2 separate regions of the Homo sapiens genome follow, and region 2 is linked to region 1. Evidence: read pairs that join two places in POLR2A ChIA-PET (ENCODE). Cell type or tissue: OCI-LY7. All regions are shown on one strand. Links, peaks and the distances in the headings refer to the core of each region. The heading gives the core; the rest is flanking DNA. Region 1 overlaps SART3 (spliceosome associated factor 3, U4/U6 recycling protein). Region 2 overlaps CORO1C (coronin 1C).

What was found. ChIA-PET counts read pairs that join two places held together with the same protein. Peaks named below come from ENCODE experiments on the same cell type or tissue, not always from the same donor. Only the 100,000 strongest peaks of a DNase experiment are listed, where the experiment ranks them.
Region 2: POLR2A ChIA-PET joins it to region 1 with 5 read pairs; 3 of 35 experiments call an interaction of 5 or more read pairs at or near these places.

The regions. Positions count from the first base shown.
Region 1 is chr12:108,553,027-108,557,420 of GRCh38, forward strand. The region is part of intron 1 of SART3 (spliceosome associated factor 3, U4/U6 recycling protein); the gene reads right to left. Among named protein-coding and RNA genes, the nearest start is that of SART3, 5.9 kb to the right of the region's middle. In OCI-LY7, for the core only: no CTCF peak of the experiment used is centred there; no DNase peak of the experiment used is centred there; H3K4me3 peaks cover 523 bases.
Region 2 is chr12:108,712,060-108,716,453 of GRCh38, forward strand. All of the region lies in intron 1 of CORO1C (coronin 1C), which reads right to left. Among named protein-coding and RNA genes, the nearest start is that of CORO1C, 17 kb to the right of the region's middle. RefSeq lists enhancers at 548-607, 2,308-2,998, 2,999-3,689, 3,690-4,379. In OCI-LY7, for the core only: no CTCF peak of the experiment used is centred there; DNase peaks (open chromatin) are centred at 542, 2,362 and 3,552; H3K4me3 peaks cover 1,937 bases; H3K27ac peaks cover 1,401 bases.

The DNA.
Region 1 (4,394 bases), core at 189-4,188:
ACACAAATATGCCCAAATAATTTTTGACAAACGCAATGCAACAGAGGAAAAAAAAAGGCATTTTCAAAAAATGATGCTGGAGCAAATGGATATCCACAGGCAAAACAAATAAATACACCTTGACCTAAACTTCACGCCTTACAGAAATAACTCAAAATGGATCACACTTAAATGTGAAATGTAAATATAACATCACAAAATGTTAGGACAAGAGAAAAATTTCAAGGCAACATCAAGGATCCTTAAGGTGACAGAACTGATCTGTATCTTGACTATATCAATGTCAATACCCAGGTTATTACATATTATAGTTCCTCAAAGTGTTATCATTGAGGGAAACTGGGTAAAAAGTACACGAAAAATCTCTATTATTTCTTACAAGTGCATGGAAATCTACAATTATCTCAAAATAAAAAGGCGAATTGTTTAAAAAGCTTTTGTTGGGATATAGGGATAATTTAAGTCTGTACACCAAGACTTCATTAGTATCTACTCTTCCAACATCTGCCACATTTTAGGAATATTTCCCTCTCCAGAGATAAAAGATTACCTACACTTCATTCAAATTACACTCTACCATCTGACAACATACCCTAATAATCCAGGTACTAGATATTTAATTAAAATACAGAAAGACAGCCAATGAATATGATTACTTGAACTTTAGGATAAAAATCTTAACAATGAAGTAGCCAGTGAACCTTTAAATGGAGTGGGGACAAGGACCAACCATTCAGAGAATACAAATATGAAGGATTACGGGGTTTTGTTCAAGTGTTTAGATTTTAAACAAGAACTCATTATCTTTCTCTACTAATTATAATAGTAAAACCCTTCCATGGCTTCCCAGTATCCTAGGAACAATTTGCAAATCCCTGCCTCATGTGCAATCCCAGCATGCTGGGCTCATCTCTCCAGCTACATCTCAAACCACCGGCCTCTCAACATGGCAGCCAGCTTCGTGTAACTCAAACATTCCAACGTCTCTCCAACCTCAGGGCTAGGCACCTGCTGCTCCTTCAGCCCAGAAGGATCTCTCACCTTCTCTCTGCCTAGCCACCCCTTTTCATACTTCAGGTATAAACTTCACTTCCTCAGAGGGCGCCCCCGGCCCCCCTCCTATGCCACTCTTTCTTAAGTAGCCCCCTATATGCTGCAAGCTGTTTTCCATCTCATCATCGTGTTTATTTCCATCATGACCTAAAGGCTTCATGGGATAAGTACCTTGTATGTCTTATCCTTGACTTGGTTAGATTCTTTACCTACCTGGCACACAGAATTCAATAAATTACATGTCAATCTCACTCAAGAGCATTAATACAAAAATCCTAAATAAAATATTAAAAAATCAGAAATGTATAAAGAGAACAATACATAATGATCAATTTGGGTCTATCCCAGGAATGCAAGGGTGTTTTTACACTACAAAATCATCCAGTATAATTTTTCCACCATCAGATTTGAGGGAAAAAAACATGATTACCTCAATGAAGAAATAGCATTTGATTAAAACATCCATTCATGAGTCAAAATTAAGAATTAGCAAACTAGGAATAGAAAGGCACTTCCTTAACCTGATTTTTAAAATCTGCAATAAATATATTTTAATAACATATTTATATATTTATTATATTGTTTATTATATATTTATATATTTATATTTAGTAAATTTAATAATACATTAAAATTCCTTTTAAAAAACACAAAAAACTTCCCAGTATTGCCTTCTATTTAACCCTGTACTGGAGGTCTGGGGTTTTAACAATGAGACAAGGAAAAGAAACAGATATAGAGAAAAGAATGAGAACTGTTAATTATGGTCAGATGATATCAATGTATAGTAAACCAAAACTCATCTACAAACAAATCATTTGGAAATAATAAACAAGATTAGCAAAGTGACAAGCAATAAGAGCAATGTATAAAAATCAATTATATACAAAGAGACAAATACTGTATGATTCCACTTATATGAAGTATCTAGTCAAATTCATAGAGACAGAAAACTACAATGGTAGTTATCAGGGGATTGGGAAGGAAGGAGAAGGAGAGCTGTTTAATTGGTAGAGTTGTATATATGCAAATGAAAACTTTGGAGATCTGCTTCACAACAATGTGACTATACTTAACACTACTGAACCATACACTTAAGAATAAGATAGCAAAGTTTACGTTATATGTTTTTTACAATAAAAAAATTACATTTCTATAAACCAGCAAGCTTTAAAATGTAATTTTAAATAGGATAGCATAAACATCAAGCACTATAAAGTACCTAGAAATACATCTAACAAAAGATGTGTGAGACCTCTATGGCAAAATGTTTTTAAACTTGATTGAAAGATATTAAAGACTTGGCCGGGGGCGGTGGCTCACACCTGTAATCCCAGCACTGTGGGAGGCCGAGGCAGGCAGATCACTTGAGTCCAGGAATTCAAGACCAGCCTGGGCAACAGGGCAAAACCCCGTCTCTACAAAAACTGTAAAAATTAGCTGAGTCTGGTGGCACATGCCTGTGGTCCCAGCTACTCGAAAGGCTGAGGTGAAAGGATCGCTTCAGCCCAGCAGGCGGAGGTTGCAGTGTGCTGAGATCATGCCACTGTACTCCAGCCTGGGAAACAGAGCAGGACCATGTCTCAAAAATAGAAAGAATATTCAATACCTAGACGAATGGAGTTATATGCATGTTCTGGGTTAGAATAATCATTATGGCAAAGACGTCAATTCTCCCCTAAATAATCCATAAATTCAATGCAATTCAAATAAAAAAACCAACAGGGTTTTTCACAGACCTTGACAAAATAATTCTAAAATTTATATGAAAGAGCCAAAACACCCTGCAAGGAAAGAAAAAAAGCAGGTAGGAGGATTTGTCTTACCAGATAGCAAGCCTTAGCAATAAGTTAATCAGTGGAATTGGCACAGGATAGACAAACTGAAGAGAGAGCCCAAAACAGACCCATGCAGTTGAAAAACACTATGGCTCAGGTGGCACTTGCTGTTTCAGCTAAAATAAATTCACAACCTATGACTATGACCCCCAGGTTGAAAAACAGTGACTTTGAGAAACTCTCTTTTTTTTTTTTTGAGTCAGGGTCTCACTCTTACCCAGGCTGGAGTGCCGTGGCAGTCACAAATCACTGCAGCCTCAAATTCCCAGGCTCAAGTGATCCTCCCGCCTCAGCCTCTTGAGTAGCTGCTACTACAAGCTCATGCCACCACACATAGCTAAATGTTTTAAATTTATTTTTTGTAAACACAGGGTCTCACCATCTTGCCCAGTCTGGTCTCAAACTCCTGGGCTCAAGGGATCATCCTGCCTCAGCCTCCCAAAATGCTAGGACTACAGGTGTGAGCCACTGCATCTGGTGAGAAACTCTTGTACATGATGTGAACTGCTTTGTATTTATCAAATTACATGCCAAAAGATAATAATCAATTACAGATAAGAACATGATCTCTAAGTTTTAAATCTTAAGACTTTTAGCAATGTTCTCCTGCTTATGATTCATAAAACCTGAGAAGCTGAACTCATCCGATGATCACACGATAGGCTGAAAAGCACTGGACCAGATCAGGACACAAGTGTTCTAATCCCCACTTGTTCTGTTTCCTCATCTGTACCATGAAAGAGCTGGGCTAAAGCTCTGGTTCTTAAATGGGCTATCATGACACACTGATGTTTCAAAATCACCTATCAAGTGTGTCACACAAAGTAACCGCAGTTTGGGATGTTTGAGAAGTGAAGTTTGAGAAGGATACACTTTCTTCATTAAAGAACATTCAAGGCTCTCCCCACCACATCACCAGTCTGAACTCAATAGAGTGTGCTTGCGGAGCACAAACAGGAGTGGGAGAGCACTTGCTAGTCAGTGTCACGAATATCTATGCATGCAAGTGCCCCTCACATGAACACCATGTGTGGATCAGCAGAAGAAAAAGGTATAAAAGTCGCTAAAGTCAAGAAGCTGACTTTTAAGGTGTGGCTTTTGGTGTAAACTTCTGATTTTTAGGGTAAAATGATGAAGATACTATATGTGGACAAGTACTCTGAAAGTACATATATTAAATACATACTGAAATGCACTTAAAAGAGCTATTTCCACATAGTTCAATCTATACTGATAAATGAGTACATATGCTGGTCTATTCTGGTCTTAGAACATCATTAATGACATAGTTTTTTTTTTTTTTTTTTTTTTTTTGAGGTGGAATCTTGCTCTGTCACCCAGGCTGGAGTGCAGTGGTGTGATCTCAGTTCACTGCAACCTCTGCCTCCCGGGTTCAGGCGATTCTCCTGCCTCAGCCTCCCGAGTAGCTGGGATTAACAACATAGATGCTTTAAAGGAAACTTAACCAATCACAAAATGATCTGCTAACTGATTTAACTCCCT
Region 2 (4,394 bases), core at 210-4,209, 160 kb after region 1:
GCTCCCTCAGCCAGTGGCAACCACAAGACTCTAAAATGTCCCATTAGAGGAAAGACCATGTTTCCTCCAAGCCACTGTTACCTGTATGGCAGGTACTTTAATGTAGAAGAGATCCGATGTGTTATTCAATAGAAAAAGGCAGGTAAGACAGCAGATGAGGAGACAAATATCCTAAACTCAGTTATTTAAATGACAATGCCAACAGTAAAAAATTCCTTTTAAGAAGATGGAGGCCGGGCAGGGCGGCTCACACCTGTAAATCCTAGCACTTTAGGCAACTGAGACAGGTGGATTGCCCGAACTCAGGAATTCGAGACCAGCCTGGCCAACATGGTGAAACTCCATCTCTAGTAAAATACAAAAAATCAGGTGGGCGTGGTTGCAGGTGCCTGTAATCCCAGCTACTCAGGAGGCTGAGGCACGAGAATTGCTTGAACCCAGGAGGTGGAGGTTGCAGTGAGCCAGGATTGTGCCACTACACCCCAGCCTGAACAACAAGCGAAACTGTCTCAAAAAAAAAAAAAAAAAAAAAAGGAAGTGGGAAATGTAATAATATATAAGCCTACATAGAATACACATTCACGAGAGAGCAGACACCCAAAGCAAATATAGGAGGTACTCTGATTAAATATAAAAATTTGGCCGGGCACGTTGGCTCACGCCTGCAATCTCAGCATTTTGGGAGGCTGAGGTGGGAAGATAGCTTAAGGCCAGGGGTTCAAGACCAGCCTGGATAACATAATGAGGCACTGTCTCTAAGAAGGCTGATGCAGGAAGACTGCTTGAGCCCAGGAGTTTGAGGCTGCAGTATGCTATGATCATGCCACTGCACTCTAGCAAGATCATGTCTCTTTAAAAAAAAAAAAAAAAAAAAATCATCATTTCCGAATATGAGATAGCTGAGCTTTTTCAAATTTTCTAAATTAAATCCAGCAGTGACACTCAAAGAAAGAATTTACCTAACGAATTGCATATTTCTACTGCATGCAACTCTTTAACAGATTCATACATGAGACATTCCAAGAAAAAAAAACATGCCTTACCTATTTTAATAGAAGCTGTTTTTAAAAGAGGAAGAAAAAAGACCACATGCAACATTTGCTATAAAGCACAGCAAAATGTCAGATACACAACAGATCTCCTCATACACAGCAGTTTTGGCTGAAAGAGATTTGTATTCCACTGCTGATATGGACTTGTTGAAAAAAATGTTTTTTCTAGAAAAACTATTGACCACTTAGCATGGCCGACTGACTGCAAGTATGAATAGCCTTGATGTTGGTTCAATTGATTATAACACCAGGAATGGTAAAAATTAAGGGAAAAAAATTCACATGTATTACATAGCCTTCCAAATAGTTTCATCCCATCATTATTAATCCAGGTAACAGGTAAGATGCCAAGAATGAGGCATACCAGTAAAAATGCATTTTGTTTCAATTCAATAACTCAATATCATTTAGTTTTTAAAGTTTCTAAGAATAAAGAGAAAATGCAAATAAGATCTACCAAGAAGCCTCCAGGCTCGGGCCTCACAGAGCTAGGCCTGGAGAGAGTTCCAAAGCTCATCAATTCCAGGCCCGTCACGTTTCAGCCTGAAGACGTATAACTCCTCCAAAGATAAAGAACTTCTGAGAAAGATGCAGTGACCTTGAACTACAAAGTACGGAGCAGTTCCAACTTTTCAGCCCATGAACTGTCATACTTTTCCAACAATCAATCCCGAATCATATATACAATTCAGTTTCTCCACATCAGCCAACAATGGCACTTAGAGCTCTGTCCTGTGGGTGCTGCTTTGACAGCCCCCAGTCCAGTTGGCCAGTTTGTGTAACACTTTAAATGTGAAACTGCACTTTGCCTACACTTTATAAATATGAGTAAAAATGGAAAAATCAAAATACAGAAACCAGCTGTAGGCATTCAAATGTACTGAGACAAACAAGAGGGTATCTGTTATGACCAAGGAAGCAAATCTTACTTCTCACTGAAAATCCTTAGCTTAGCCAGAGGACTATGTGCTCAGTTGTCCAAGAAAAGAACAACCTGGGCCGGGCACAGTGGCTCACACCTATAATCCCAGCACTTTGGGAGGCCGAGGTGGGCGGATCACGAAGTCAAGGGATTGAAACCATCCTGGCCAACATAGTGAAACCCCATCTCTACTAAAAATACAAAAATTAGCAGGGCGTGGTGGCGCACAACTGTAGTCCCAGCTACTCGGGAGGCTGAGGCAGGAGAATTGCTTGAACCCGGGAGGCAGATGTTGCAGTGAGCCAAGATCGCGCCACTGCACTCCTCCAGCCTGCAGCCTGGCAACAGAGCGAGAGTCAGTCTCAAAAAAAAAAAAAAAAAAGAGGAACAACCTGAAAGAGCATGCATAAAACACTAGAAACACACACACACACCCCAAGGATAGTATCTAAAAGGTGAGACATTACAGGTGCGGTGGTTCACACCTGTATTCCCAGCACTTTGGGAGGCTGAGCTCAGGAGTTGGAGACCAGCCTGGGCAACATGGCAAAACTCCATCTCTACCAAAAATACAAAAAATTAGCCGGGCATGATGGCGCATGCCTGTGGTCCCAGCTACTCAGGAGGCTGAGGGCAGGAGGATTGCTTGAGCCCAGGAGGCAGAGGTTGCAGTAAGCCAAGATCACGACACTGCACTCCAGCCTGGGGGACACAGTGATACCCAAAAAAAATAAAAATAAAAATAAAAGGTGAGGTATAATAAAGAGGTATCATACTTTTTAAAGTTTTCAAAGAAGAGCACTCGTATATTTACATTTTATAATCTATACTCATTTTAGGAACTTCTTACAAAGAGACTTGGTTGGGGACCACCTAAAGTCAAACCTAAGCACTCACTGGCAATGTGAAGCAGAAAGCAGTGAGCGCATTGCAGAGCGTAATGTGACGCTATGAAAATGACTGCCGAAAATCAAGTCTGACAAGAAGTAAAATGAGCAGCAAAACAGTAACACATAATGAACCTGAAGACAAAAGATAAAATTCCTAAAACTGGGCTGGGTGTGGTGGTTCATACCAGTAATCCCAGCACTTTGGGAGGCTGAAGCAGGAAGATCCCTTGAGCCCAGGAGTCTGAGGCTGCACTGAGCTATTATTGCACCACTGAACTTGATACCAAAAGACAAAGCGAAACTGTGTCTCTTAAAAAAACAAAACAAAACAAAACAAAACTGTAATTCCCTCACATCTTATTAAAGAGAGACCCTTTTATGAACTAAAAGATGCCATAATGAGGCCTGTAACTCACTTAAAATATAATAGAAATGACACTACAGAAATTTTGCAGTTACTAAAATGTGAGAATATATAAGGACTTCGAAATCATCTCTAGCTCTTCAATGACAGAAATATATATTTCTATTACAGAGATAATGTGCAAGGATGACATGTTTACAACCCTCCACATCTCCCAATTTTCTGCTTATCACCAGCATCTTTATAAACACAACCACCTCTTTTGGTCCCTGGAGCTTTGAAAAAGCATTGCTGAAGAAACGTCCCTTGGGAAGACAAAGGCAGGCGCTACCTGACCCGCCTCCTCCCTCCCCCCCTCCCCCCCGCATACTCACAACACTGGCAGCAGCCATCTCCCTAAAGTGCACCACAGGAGACCAGACTCAGAAGCTTAATTCTGTGTCTCTCTTCAAAGAGCAGAACACAACTCAAAGAGCCAAATTAATCCCAAGAGGTCTCACACCAACCGCAAAACTTTTATAGACATGAGTGACCTAGCAATCTCACTTAAAAATTAATCCTTGAGGCCGGGCGGGGTGGCTCACACCTGTAATCCCAGCACTTTGGGAGGCCGAGGCGGGTGGATCACAAGGTCAGGAAATGAGACCATCCTGGCTAACACGGTGAAACCCCGTCTCTACTAAAAATGCAAAAATTGGCCAGGCGTGGTGGCACGCGCCTGTAATCCCAGCTACTCGGGAGGCTGAGGCAGGAGAATCGCTTGAACCCGGAAGTCGGAGGTTGCAGTGAGCCAAGATCGCCACTGCACTCCAGCTTGGCAATAGAACGAGACTCTGTCGCAAAAAAAAAAAAAAAAAAAAAAAAAAAAAAATCCTTGAATATGTTTCTAAACATTCTTTCTATATTGATGACCTACTTTTCTTATCAACAACTGGTAAAAAACACACTGTGTATGACAGTTCAAACTTGTTAAGTCTGTTTTTCACTACTTAGTCATATGGAGTAGACAATAAAATTTTATTAATTATTTGGCAATACTGTTATACCAGGAAATGAAATTACTGGATGCTCATATCTTAAAAAGGGATGGGGGATATTTTTATTAATAACTTCATAAGGCTAGTCACAGGCAAAACTAGCAGTGTCAAAAAACAAAATAATCACCT